Regions from separate parts of the Homo sapiens genome. Here region 1 is linked to region 2. The links are chromatin contacts, found by POLR2A ChIA-PET in ENCODE. All regions are on one chromosome and are shown on one strand. Each heading gives the region's core, a stretch centred on a gene start or an enhancer-like site at or near the end of the contact. The rest is flanking DNA. Distances are from core to core; before and after follow the strand shown.

What was found. ChIA-PET counts read pairs that join two places held with the same protein, here RNA polymerase II (POLR2A).
Region 1: POLR2A ChIA-PET joins it to region 2 with 14 read pairs in activated T-cell. The contact joins two enhancer-like sites. POLR2A ChIA-PET finds 5 or more read pairs at or near these places in 2 of 52 experiments (activated CD4-positive, alpha-beta T cell and activated T-cell).

Annotation. Positions count from the first base shown.
Region 1 is chr5:67,236,889-67,239,588 of GRCh38, forward strand. No RefSeq gene overlaps it. Among named protein-coding and RNA genes, the nearest start is that of TILRLS, 30 kb to the right of the region's middle. Within about 2 kb of position 1,408, at least 2 of the 41 ENCODE cell types and tissues checked have a DNase peak (open chromatin) inside an H3K27ac peak, as active enhancers do.
Region 2 is chr5:66,931,847-66,934,576 of GRCh38, forward strand. The region is part of intron 4 of MAST4 (microtubule associated serine/threonine kinase family member 4); the gene reads left to right. Among named protein-coding and RNA genes, the nearest start is that of MAST4-AS1, 71 kb to the right of the region's middle. Within about 2 kb of position 1,390, at least 2 of the 41 ENCODE cell types and tissues checked have a DNase peak (open chromatin) inside an H3K27ac peak, as active enhancers do.

The DNA.
Region 1 (2,700 bases), core at 158-2,657, 310 kb after region 2:
CTTCTGACAGCTGTTCTCCCTGCTGGACAGTGGCTTCACCACTGGCCTGGGGCAGCAGGGGCTGGATAACCAGGTCATGTCAGCTTTAAGAGGGACATCTGACATATGCTTCTCTGCAGTTTCTAGAGTTCAATGGTAGGTTTTAACAAATATTTGCTAATTCAATGGAGTCAAACTCTGGTATATGAACTGGGAGTGCAGTCATGAAGAAATCACAGCAAAACCCTGTCCTTGAAGAACACATATTGCAGGTGATGAGACAGGAAATCAGCAATAGAAATAAAACACATAGAAAGTTAGGTGGTGAAATGTGCCATAAAGAAAAAGTTAGGTTGGGAAGGTGGTTTGCAATTTTAGATGAGGTGGCGGAGGAAGGCTTCTCTGAGCAAAGACCTTCAGGATGGAAGGGGCCATGGTTTTGAGATGTGAGAGAAAAGCATTTCAAGAAAAGGGGAGAATTTGTGCCAAGATCTCGAGCTGGGTATGCACTTAGCATATTGGGGAACAGCAAAAAGGCTGGCATGGCTGCAGGGGGAGTCTGTGGGGGCTGGGAAGTGGGGTGCTGGCACGTTGTATAGGCCCGAGTGGACTTGGCCCTCCACTCCGCATGAGATGGAAAGTCAAATGTATTCCGCTGACCCTTGCTGTGCACAACTCTTTTCTCCTGCCCTTCCAGTTGCAACTCACCCATGCTCAATGTGGGACATTTTGTAAGACAACTGGCCTGGACACATGTAAAAAAGTCACTATCATTAAAATAAAAGGTAAGAGAACTGGTCTTTATTAAAAGGGCCTAAAGAGCTATAGTAATCAAACACCATGCTTGAGTTTTTGGGATAAGGAAAGCTATTGGAATGTGGACTAACAGTAGATGATATTATGAATTACTCTTAATTTGTTAGGTGTGATAATGGTATTAAAGTCATGTAAGAGAATGTCCTTATTTTGAGAAAACAAATGCTGTGAAATATAGGAGTGAAGTGTCATGATATCAGCAACTTACTTTTAAAGGGTAAGGCCAACACACACACGGCCACACACACACATAAGATCAAATGGATACATAGATAGATAAAGCAAAAAATGCTGAAATATGAGCATTTGGTGAGCGTAGGTGATGGGTGTGTATGTATTTGTTGTACTAGTCCATCGCCTTTCATTTTTGAACATTTTCATATTAAAAAGTTGGGGGAAAATCATCTATGCTATGGTCTGTTTCTTTTGGGTCTGTTTTTGGTTGCTGTTATTCTCATGAGTTTCTGTCCAGCCCCCTAGGTCATTTATTTACTCCAGATGGGAAACGTTTGCTGCGGGAGACTCAAAGGAGACACTGAGTGCAAGGATTTGGGTGAGGTGTCAGAGTGGGTGGCATTCCAAACCCTATTGGGCTGGTGGGCCCCTAACAGGACAGGACTTGGAGTGAAAGGATGGCGGATGACTCACGATTTTACGAGACACTTCCAGGACAAGGAGAAGGCAAAGGAGAGATGCAGCCTTGGAGAGCCTAATTCCTCTCTGGAGTGCGTGCTTTTCCCTGATGTCAAGATTCTAAATTATTCCACTGTTTACCTGCTGCGTGACTTGACAAAAGGGTAATGTGATTTAGAAACTCAGCGGTCATCCAGAAAGTCTATTTTCAGCCAGGCGGTTACCAGGCAATGTCAGGGGATTGGACTCTGCTATGTTAAATCCCAAATTTAATCCAGGAGCTGATGTGTCTGTGAATATCAGAAAAGCACAACAGCCTTTTGCGTGGGTCGTATCAATTCCATACAGTATTTTCCTTGCGGAAGTAAGAATTAACACATCCAGAAAGCTAGGCTTAGCACCTTTGGATCTCCTGATGAAAATTTCAGCATATTGTTAGGATGTGAGCATTTATATACATACCCTGCTCTGCCTGCTACACAAGACAGAAAAATAAAAAATTACCCTGGAAGAATAACTTAGATCTTGGAGAAAAGAAGAATGCAGGTGGCAATATATAAAGAATTCCCTGAAGATACAGTTTGCAGCCTTTTCCTTTGTTTTAAAAAGTCTTTTGTTTTGCTGCAGCAATAGAAATAAAATATAAACATAATTTGAAAGTAAGAGGAGAAGCAGAAAGATAGTCTTTGTTCATAGGTTTGTCTGTTTTGGAGACGGTAATCATAATGACAAACCCAAGGACAACTAATATTTATTGAGTGCCTACTGTGTGCCAGGCATAATAAGCACTTTATACCCTTAACTAATTTAATCCCTGTGACAAACCTATTAGGAAGCTGCTATTATTATCCTCATTTTAAGGGAGCTGAGGCCCAGAGAAATTAAACAACTTGTGCAAGGTCACATGGCCAGTAATTAACAGAGATAATATTCAAACTGTCTCTTGAGGTAAGCTAAATAAAACTCTATCCTATTTTTTGTAGAGCCATATATCTTTATTCTCTCCTTTCACTATGGTAAAGTTTGTTCTGGTCCCTCTGTAGGATTACAATATGTTGAAAATGCGGGTCCCACGTAATTCTACCAAGTCAGATCACTAAGTAGCCTTGTCAGGGGAGGGGTTCCCAATTCGTGACTCTGGACCTTGGGGCATCAATGATTTATTGTTATCACTAACAATAGCTCGCTATGTGTCATGTCTTCTGCTACATATTTTATGTTTTATTTCAGCTTTTAAAAAGATTTTCATGATTCATGATTGTTGTAAAGCAG
Region 2 (2,730 bases), core at 140-2,639:
CTGACACCTGGTGATCCCGTAGTGTGATCTCACCAAAGCTTTAAAAGTACATGGAAGGAGCCCTGAAACCACGTTATCTTCAGGGAATTATAGTTAGTATCCAGTTTTGTTTTTTCAGGGGTGAGGAGGAATGGTATGAAGTATATCTTCAATAGCTTAGCTGGTAAGAAACATCACACTGACTTCCTCCTTCAGTGAACGATCCCTTCTGAATTGCTCTAAATAAAATCTTAAGTAATGAGGGCTTTTTATAGATAATCTGTTTGTCAAACTGCAATTTGAATTATTTGAGAGGTTTCTGAGGATGAGTAGGTAAAAAGTCTTCATCAGGTCTGTCACCGTTATCAGAAACATGCCAAAACCTTATCAGTTTATATGAGGTTGGCCTTTTCATTGGGAATTCCCAATTGGGCATGGAGAGAGGGGTTCAGTCCTAGAAATGAATGGCTTGTTTTATCTTCTAGTTTACTTACTCAAACAGTAAATTCATAAGATGGCTATTCCATAGAAGACTTCAGTTTCATTAGTTTATTTTAGCTGGATAACATGTGATTGTGGAAGTGGAGGTGACTGAGATCTCAAGGCTACCCCACAGGTTGTATATTTCAAGAAATAACAGTTTGTTTTCTCATGAAAATTGAAAGGGAAAAGTAGAGAAAAAACGATATGAGATAAACACGTGTTGAAATTGTGCTTATGCTTTGAATTAAATTCCTTGCATGGCTGATTCTTATTTAAGGCCAGAAATGATGAAACCTTGATCTGAAAGCTGCATTATAAACTGAAGAGATGATGAAAGTTTTCTCCATATTGGGGTTGGTAATTAGCTATGCGTGGGTCATGGGTTGATGATTAGTTCTGTTCCTCAGAGCATGTCTGCAATCTTTGACATCTACTTAAGCTATGTAAATAATTTACACAGTTTTTATTCTGATTTTTCTATTAGTCTTTGATAGAGTGAAACCTGATATTTTCTTTGACAAACCATGAAATTTAGCAATTAAATCTTTTTATTCATCTGAAGTCTGTACTTGGTGAAAATAAGTCTCAACAAAACATTGTGTTGGGGCTTTCAAAATATTATTTAGTGGTTCTTTGGCATCTAGTAAACATAGCTTTTCATAATTATTTCTAATCTCCTCATAGTTATAGCCTTTAATTCTCACCTAAATAAGAATCATATTTTGAAACCCATAGACATTGGGAAACCAGAGATTTTTTGCCTCTTCAACACCTTACTTTTGCATATCTCAAGTTTATTATTTATTACTACATTTAGTCTTCCATAGATTCTGTTCATATCTCTTTAACTAAAGTAAGCTAAGTACTTACAGTTCTGATAAACTCCCTATGCCTTCATTGCACTTATATGCCCCTTTTATATGGAAACATCTCTAGTAAATATTTCAGTGGTGACGAACTGTTTTCATAATTTGACTCACTGGAAGTGAGATCATGAGATTTGGAATTGCAGATACATGCATTTCAACTTCCATCAGCAAAACCTATTAATAATTGTTCTACATTCTTTTATTGCTGCAGGAAAAAAATTATTTTTGGTCCCAACTTATTTTTCTCTTGATTGCATGCCATCATCTTCTCCTTATTAATTAAATAATGCACCTCTTACAAACTATTCTTATTCTCTCTTGTTTGGGTATTCTTATCCTGGAATCAGTGGATAGCTTTCTGAACTCTGTGAATTCCCTGAAATTGTATATAAACATGTGTGCATGTTGCTCTCTCATGGACCTTCTCCCTCTTCCTAAATCTTAGGCTTCTTGTGGTACTGTGATCTGCCTGACACTTGTTCATTATGGAGTACCTAATGGCAAAGTGGCCACATGTGGAGATTGCTGAGTTCAGTGCTTCCCAAACCAAGTGGTAGTAGTTTGTCTTTATATTTAGAGGCATTCTTCTAATTTAAATAATGTATGAATGTCTTTAAAAGAAAAAAATCCATACCCACAATGTTGACTTATACAGTTTTTATTTTAATGATACTTTTTTTGCTTTTATCTATTTTTTTGAGATGAGGTCTTGCTGTGTTGCCCTGGGTGGTGTTGAACTCCTGGCTTCAAGTGATCCTCCAACCTCAGCCTCCTGAGTAGCTGAGATTACAGGCATGAGCCACCACACCTGGCTTTAATGCTACTTTGTTTATAAAGAAAAAAGTCAGATATAAACTTCTGTGTTTAACAGTTTTTCTGCTAAAACAATTTAAAATAAATACAACATAATTGCAAAAAAAGTAGCATGTAAAGTAACAATATGAATTTAATATTGCATATTAATGATGATACTCTGCTGAGACTAAATCACCCTTTACAATGTGAATATACTATTGACTACTCTGGCAGAGGCTTCCTTTATTTTATTTTATTTTATTTTATTTTATTTTTTGAGTTGGTATAGTTATCATAGGCAATCTCAATTCTCCTATAACTTTTCTGATACAAAGCCTTTAGTGATGATTCCATGGTATTCCATAATATCATTTGGTCCTCACTTCATTTGTGTATTAGACCACTGATCTTTTCTCATTAGCTCAGGGAAATTGAAGTAGTAATATTTAGCCAGCTTGATTATTAGCACATATGAAACATGGCACTGAAATCATGGGGCAGTCTGAAGTTAAAGGATAGTAATCATACATTTCCTGTTTTGTAAGCCTGTTAACGACACGGCAACAAAATTTTTAAAAATGTATTAAGTATTCATATATCCCTG